Regions from separate parts of the Homo sapiens genome. Here region 1 is linked to region 2. The links are chromatin contacts, found by Hi-C or POLR2A ChIA-PET in ENCODE. All regions are on one chromosome and are shown on one strand. Each heading gives the region's core, a stretch centred on a gene start or an enhancer-like site at or near the end of the contact. The rest is flanking DNA. Distances are from core to core; before and after follow the strand shown.

The links. A loop is a pair of places that touch in the nucleus more often than their neighbours do. ChIA-PET counts read pairs that join two places held with the same protein, here RNA polymerase II (POLR2A). Pooled maps may share reads with other maps.
Region 1: a loop to region 2 is called in a map of mammary epithelial cell, with 2.2 times the contacts of the local background. The contact joins the promoter of MTPAP here to the enhancer-like site in region 2. A Hi-C loop is called at or near these places in 2 of 168 maps with a recorded cell type or tissue (mammary epithelial cell and posterior vena cava), 2 of 37 single-sample maps with no recorded cell type and 8 of 50 pooled maps. POLR2A ChIA-PET finds 5 or more read pairs at or near these places in 8 of 52 experiments (A549, GM10248, MCF 10A and 5 more).

Annotation. Positions count from the first base shown.
Region 1 is chr10:30,347,939-30,351,874 of GRCh38, reverse strand. MTPAP (mitochondrial poly(A) polymerase) reads left to right here and starts at 2,597. Exons shown (of 9, transcript NM_018109.4): 1 at 2,597-2,756. The coding sequence starts at 2,600. RefSeq lists enhancers at 2,586-2,725, 2,756-2,805, 2,856-2,925, 2,936-3,035, 3,617-3,936.
Region 2 is chr10:30,386,656-30,390,201 of GRCh38, reverse strand. No RefSeq gene overlaps it. Among named protein-coding and RNA genes, the nearest start is that of MIR7162, 20 kb to the right of the region's middle. Within about 2 kb of position 2,286, at least 2 of the 41 ENCODE cell types and tissues checked have a DNase peak (open chromatin) inside an H3K27ac peak, as active enhancers do.

The DNA.
Region 1 (3,936 bases), core at 1,348-3,847, 39 kb after region 2:
ACAGGAAACATGGCACTGGCCTCTGCTTCTGAGGAAGCCTCGGGGAGCTTACAATCATGGCAGAAGGCAAAGGGGGAGCAGGCACGTCACATGGAGTGAGCGGGAGCAAAATCGAGGGGAGGTGCCACAAACTATTAAACAACCAGGTTTCCGAGAACACATCCAATTATCACCAAGGGGATGGCGCTAAGCCACTGATGAGGGATCCACCCCCATGATCCAAACACCTTCCACCAGGCCGCACGGCCAGCACTGGGGATTATATCTCAACATGGATTTGGTGGGGACACAGATGCAAACCATATCAACCTTATAAAAATAAGCATTTATTTCATTTTAAACATTAAATGCAAAGTTTTCTTTTCTGGAAGATGCAGGCCAGTGAGCTAGAAGTAATACCTTACGACAGAATAGTTCTATAAAAATAGCTACTTTCAACTGGGTGCAGTGGCTCACGTCTGTAATCCCAACATTTTGGGAGGCCGAGGTGGGTGGATCACCTGAGTTCAGGAGGTCAAGACCAGCCTGGGCAACATGGTGAAAACCTGTCTCTACAAAAATACGAAAATTAGCCGGGCATAATGGCAGGTGCCTGTAATCTCAACTACTTGGGAGGCTGAGGCAGGAGAATTGCTTGAATCCAGGAGGAGGAGGATGCAGTGAGCTGAGATTGCACTAACGCATTCTACCCTGAGCGACAGAGCAAGACTCTGTCTCAAAAAATAAAATAAAAAAAAAGTACCTACTGCCAAGTGGCTGGAGAACATTTTATTCTGCTAAAGGGATTAAATATCCCCCACAAAAATTAAAAAGTCCTCACATCCATCCCCAAACTCATTGCTTACGCAGGACTTTCCTTGGAAGTATCAAAATCAAATATACTTCTATCTAACTTTGAGATTCTTCAACATCCATGTGGGAGTGGCAGGACTCTGTGTGGCCTGAGGGTGGCCTTGAGTGTGTGTCCGAGTGGAAGGCCCAGGATCTGGGGACTGACCTGGGGTCAAATGGCACAGCCAACTTTTTTTTTGAGACAGAGTCTTGCTCTGTTGCCAGGCTGGAGTGCAGTGGCACAATCTTGGCTCACTGAAACCTCTGCCTCCTGGGTTCAAGTGATTCTCCTGCCTCAGCCTCCCAAGTAGCTGGGATTACAGGTGCCCACCACCACACCTGGCTAATGTTTGTATTTGTAGTAGAGACAGGGTTTCGCTATGTTGGCCAGGCTGGTCTGGAATTCCTGACCTCAGGTGATCCTCCCGCCTTGGTCTCCCAAAGTTCTGGGATTACAGGCGTGAGCCACCACACCCAGCCAGCACAGCCAACTTCTAATGAGGCCACCTTAGACAAGTTACTTACTGTCTCTAAGCCTCCGTGTTCTCATCCATGAAATGGGTTTAATCACTCAGATTTGTTGAGATGATTAAAAAGGAAAATACCTGCAAGGCAATAGCACCATGCTAACACAGAGCTGGCTAGTCAGTTCCGGTGCTGGTTTGTCCTCTCTCACGCTCCGATTGCGAGGCCCCTTGCTTTTCCTTTCGCCTCCAGCAGCAGTGTATTCCCCCGGGGAGGCTGCCTTCAGTTGCAGGCTTCTTTGCACTGTTTCGTATGTCCTTTTCCCAGGCACCCGAGCAAGGGCCACTGGTTATGACACAGGCACTGAGGAGGAGCCTTGAATCAAGGGCAGAGCTCTGACTTTAAACTTTGACTCCCCAGGTGTGACCTATAGCCAGTCGTTGTCTGATCTGTGCCCCACTTTCTCATGTCCAAAATGAGAAGACTGAACCAGTCCTCTCCAATGCCTTTCGTATGGCTTTAAGATGAGGTATGTACCTCTCACTTGGAGGAGGGGCTGGCAAAACCACTTGAATTTTAATTTGAATTGAGGCATATTGGCAGAGGTTGTAAAATGTCCTCACATGGTTCAAGGAAGATGATGATGCCCTGCCTGCTCCTGGTGCCCCTTTCAGAGAGGTTAAAAGCCTTTCCATTATTTTAACTTTTTTTTTTTTTTTTTTTTTGAGACAGGGTCACGCTCTGTTGCACAGGCTTAAGTGCAGTGGCGCGATCTCGGCTCACTGCAACCTTCGCCTCCTGGGTTCAAGTGATTCTCGTGCCTCAGCCTCCCAAGTAGCTGGGATTACAGGCATGTAATCACGCCCAGCTAATTTTTTTGTATTTTTTAGTAGAGACAAGGTTTCGCCATGTTAGCCAGGCTGGTCTCGAACCCGTAACGTCAGGAGATTCACCTCCCTCAGCCTCTCAAAGTGCTGGGATTACAGGCATGAGCCACCGCGCCCGGGCTCTGGTTCTATTTTCATGATGCTATTTACAAGAGTAGGTGGAGCGCTCCTTCTATGGAACTTTTCATTTGGTAAATTGTGTGACTGTGGAAGTAAACCATGTCTGAAAGCTTAGGTATCTTCTTTCCGGCCTCAATTTCCTCTCTTCCTCTAAAAGCGAACTTCTTTCGCCTAGTTTGACCCTCGAGGCTTCCCATTTCTTTTGCCCCCCCCCTCCCCCCCGACGCATGCGCGAAAACGCGCTGACCTTTCAGCTTCGCGCTAGTGCTGTTTTTTTTTTTTTTTTTTTTTTAGCAATGGCGGTTCCCGGCGTGGGGCTCTTGACCCGTTTGAACCTGTGTGCCCGGAGAAGAACTCGAGTCCAGCGGCCTATCGTCAGGCTTTTGAGTTGCCCAGGAACTGTGGCCAAAGACCTTAGGAGAGACGAGCAGCCTTCAGGGAGCGTGGAGACAGGTGATGGCGCCGGTTTGCCCTGTAGTTCCGTCCCACAGCGGGCGAGGAGTCTGGGATCACGGGGAAACACGTGGCCTGTGGAAACGGCTGTGGACCCTTTGGCAAGAGGGTGGGGCTGTGTCCTGTCCTCTCCTCTCCTCTGATCTCTGTAGGGGAACCCAGGGTCGCCGCCGTTGCTGAGGCAGAAGTGAGATGTGTGATGTTTGTTTGGGGCGACTCCTGTGTACAGTAATGGAGTTGTTTAGACTTCCATGAAATTCAGGTCAGGAACCCAGTTTGCTTGCACTTTACAGTTTGACGAAATAGTGTTCCCAATGATAGTAATGCTACACACCTGAGCCAGTCGCTGCATCGTGTACGTATATTTCTGATTTTGATACATTAAGTTGTTGCTGGAGGCCGAGTTATATTGTAGCCTGATGAATCAAGAGGATTCTTGGTTCCTAGACATAGGGTTCTGTCTATGAAATGTACTGCCGTTTACTTTATTCTTTTTGGCCATTTTGAACCAAATCAGTCTGGTAACAGATTTGGATTCACTGCAACAGGCTGTTGTCCCGCGTTCGTTCTACATTTATATGCTTCTTTGTGTATTGAGAAGCCAGTGTTATTGAACCTCTCTTGTGACTCAAGAGCTTGTGTATTCTATTTACAGTTCTTAAAACGATCTTGCAAGAAATGTATCACTGTGTCCATTTTACAGATGTAGAAAATGGTTCAAAGAGGTAAATAACTTAGGCAAGGTCACTAGCTCAGTTAATTTAGACTTCTAGTCAAATTATTAAACAAAATGTATTGACTTCTACGATTCCTTGGAGCTATTTTTTCCCTAAAATAAGCTGGTGTCTTTATCAGACTGTATAAAAGACTTACATTGGCAGGCAGTGAGAAATCTTTATGTATTTCATTCAAATATTGATTGGATTGTATTTAGTGGAAGCTACTTCTGTTGAACATTTCTAAGTAACGCTGAAAATTTGAGTAAGGATTCTGCCAAAAAAGCTATTGTAATTTAACATTTGTATGGGTGTTTAAATTTGAGAGTATGTTCATATGCTCTTTGATATATGAAACAACCCTGTAGCGTAGGTGTGGAAGGAAATAACTGTTACTCCATTTTATAGATGAGGGAACAGGGTAGTCCAAGGGTAGCTTGAGTAGTTCAAGCTAAACTCAGCTA
Region 2 (3,546 bases), core at 1,037-3,536:
GATAAATGTTTGAGGTGGTGGAGATGCTAATTACCCTGATTGGATCATTGCACATTGTATAAAAATATTATACTGTACCCCAAAAATATGTACAATTCTTGTGTCAATTAAAAATAATAATAAAAGCAAAAAATCTCTCTTAGCAATTTTCAAGTATACATTATTATTAACTGTAGTCATCATTCTGTAGAACAGATCTCCAGAACTTATAACATTATATTTAATTCTGATCAAAGTACTAGATACACAGAGTTAAGAACAAAATGGTATCTGGAGCAAGAAATCCTCAGTAAGACAAAAGAAGAAGAAAAAAAGAACAAAATGGTAATAAAAGGGTTATATCAGAAAGCATTTCCTCTGCCCTTTCCTTTCTTGCCTTTGAGTCCTAATTCCCAGAGGCCATCACTTTAAACTCATTTTGCTACTTCCTCTGGTATAATCATATTTCTAAATAATGCTTATGTTGCTATTTCTTGATTTGTTTTCCTCAGCATCTGTCGACTTCCTGGCATAACAGAGTATAAGGCTTACCTCCCTTACAAGTAAGGGAGCCTCCATTCTACCAATTTGACTGGATCACAATCTTATGAAATCAAATGCATTTACAGTCTTATAGATATCTAAATTTTGTTTCCTAAGCCAAGTCCTGCACTGAATTTGTTTCATTTCTTTCCTTTTTTTCCCCTGGAGCTGATAATTGCTTCAGATTGTTTCCCTTCATTTGCTTATACGTTTTTGTCCCTATTAACTACTTTTTTTTCCCCAGATGCTCCAACTGATCTATGAAATGCCTAGTAATAATTATCCAAAAACTAAGATACACCAGCTACCCTATCAGCCCTGTTATTTTCCAGGAGGCATCCCTTTCTCCCTTGCCCTCCATCCTTATGCTCCAAACTGGACTCAGCTCTCTCAGCCCATGGCACGGCTGGCATCCTGGCATTTCTCTGAATTTTCTGCTGCCTCTTCTGTGTGCATCTCCCGTTCCCTGGCCCCATATCTTCTTTTTCCTTGGTTTACCCTCTCATTGTGCTGCAATACATCTTCCAGTGGCTTCCTGAGAAAGAGTGAATGGAAGCCAAGCTTGCTGACTCCCACATATTTTAAAATGTCATTGTTCTACCCCAACTCCTGATTAATAGTTTGGCTGGATATAATGCTCTAATTTAAACGTAACTTCTCCTCACATTGGGAAATATTGCTGTATTATTTTCCAGCTCCCGGTGTTGTTGGGAAGAAGGCAGTGTCATGCGGAGTCTTGGCTCTTTATATATGACCTGTCTTTTCTCTCTGGAAGATTTTAGGATTTTCTCTCTATCCTTGGTTTTCTGGAATTTCCCAATGATGTGCCTTGTTGTAGGTCTTTCTTCATTCACTGTGCTTGTCACTTGATAGACTCTTTTGAACTAGAAAATTATGTCCTTCTATTACGGGAAGCCACCAGCAGGTTTGTGTGAGCTAGGTAATCACATTCTTTTCTTCCAAGGACAGAGGTATCAAGGCCCTGGGAACCTTATAAGTGGATTGGGGGTAAGGGGGCCTGAGGTGAACCCAACAAAGCCGCAGCACCCACTGAGCTCGTGTCCCAGAGCTAGGCTCTGCCTGAGGACAATAGACATGGGTGATACCTACTTCCTGCCCAGTCCCATGGTGGGGCTCAGAACACACATGGTCCAGGAGGACCATGTAGTATCTGGCTACATTTACATGCACCTACCTGTGTGTAGCATTCAGTGAGCAACAGGACAACTTAGGGGAAGGGGCAGCTTCAGAGAGCAGGATAGGAGGCAGGTAAATAAACATGGGGTGGGGAGTGGCCTTGTTGGGAAAGGGCAAAGGCAGGGCTGTGTGTGTGTGTGTTTGTGTGTGTGTGTGTGTGTGTGTGTGTGTGTGTGTGTGTGTTATGTATTGGGGGAAATGGGGAGAGCATCTGTAGTTTCATCTGCCCCCTTTTCTGGCCACTGCATCCCTTTTTTGGTGAATAGTTTTTCTTCCCATCATGGACTGAATGTCTCTGTCTCCTCCAAATTCATATGTTGAAGCCCTAAACCTTTGTGTGGCTGTATTTGGAGATGAGGCCTCTCAGGGAGTCATTAAGGTTGAATGAGGTCCTAAGGGTGGGGCCCTGATTCCATAGAATTAGTGTCCTTATAAGAGGAGACACCAGAGAGTGCACTCACTCTCTCTCTGCACAAATACAAAGAAGAGATCATGTGAGCACACGATATGGCAGCCACCTACAGACCAAGAGAAGAGGCCTCAGAATGAAACCTACCTTGGTGGCACTTTGATCTTGGATTTCCTAGCCTCCAGAACTGGGAGAAATAAATATTTGTGGTTTAAGCCACCCAGTCTGTGGTATTTTGGCATGGCACCCTGAACTGACTAATACATCTCTCCACCTTTCTTCAACCACATGCCGCTAGAGGGCTTGGCAGATTTAGTGTCCCAGCTACCCGGCCAACCCAGACCAGACCAAGCAGAAGCTCTCTTCTGGAATTTTCTGAATAGGAACTAATGGAGGGGAGCCCCATCCTTTCTTGGGGGCAAAGCCAGGAAGACGGAAGCCTCGTGCTGCCAACAGTCTGATTCCAACCTTGTGGGGAAAGTTGCTCTGAGAGCACAAAACTGATCTGCAGGCGGAGATGGAGACAGAGACAAGGGAAGGAGCCTGCAAATCCTGACAGTGCTGGTGACTCTGAGTCCAGGTATTCCTGAGGCCCAACTGTTCCCTGCCCTGCCTGTGGCTAACTTAATGACCAATGAACTTCCCTTCTTGCCTAAGCCAACTCGAGTGAATTTTCTGTTACTCACCCTAAAGAGCCCTGACTGCAACGGCAGGGCATGACGGGGCTGGGCTGGCTGGGGCAGAGGACGGTGTGGGTGAAATCAGCTATGACGGGAAGTGCAGTTATCGAGTGGCCTCCATGAGGTCTTCCTCCCGCCCCGACTGTGAGCAAGGCTGGGCTCATATGCTCAGTGGGCCAGAGTGACGGATTTAGTCAGAGGTGCCATGCTCAGGGCCATCTTTCTATGGGCCAGACTCTTCAGCATCAAAGGCTTTGCCATCAGAGACAGTTTTAGTTACATCTTGGATTCACTTGATCAACTGCTCTTCTCCTACTTTCAGGATCTTTACACTAGACTGCCCCACACAGGTGTTAGGAAGCCATAGGCATCTTGGCCAGAAGCCCAGACCACAAAAAGGGCTTCTGCCAGCCTGCCCAGGGTTCCAGAGGGTAGGGCCGAGGGGCGGTGGGAAGAGCCCAGCCTGGGCAGCCATGGCATGTACACCACTCTTGATCTGTCTCCTGGAACTTTTCACCCCTCAAGTTTGGGCCCCAGTGGGGCACACGTGGGAAAAACAATGAATGCCCATGTCTCTGAATAGTTTCCCCATCAGAAGTGGTCATTGCACCAAGCACCCTCCTCCATTAAAACTGGACAGACCAAGGGCCACTTTCCTAATGGATGGATCTTATTGGTCCATCTCATGTTCCCAACAGAGCTCCCTCCCTGGGATGGGAATGTGCCATTCCAGGAGAG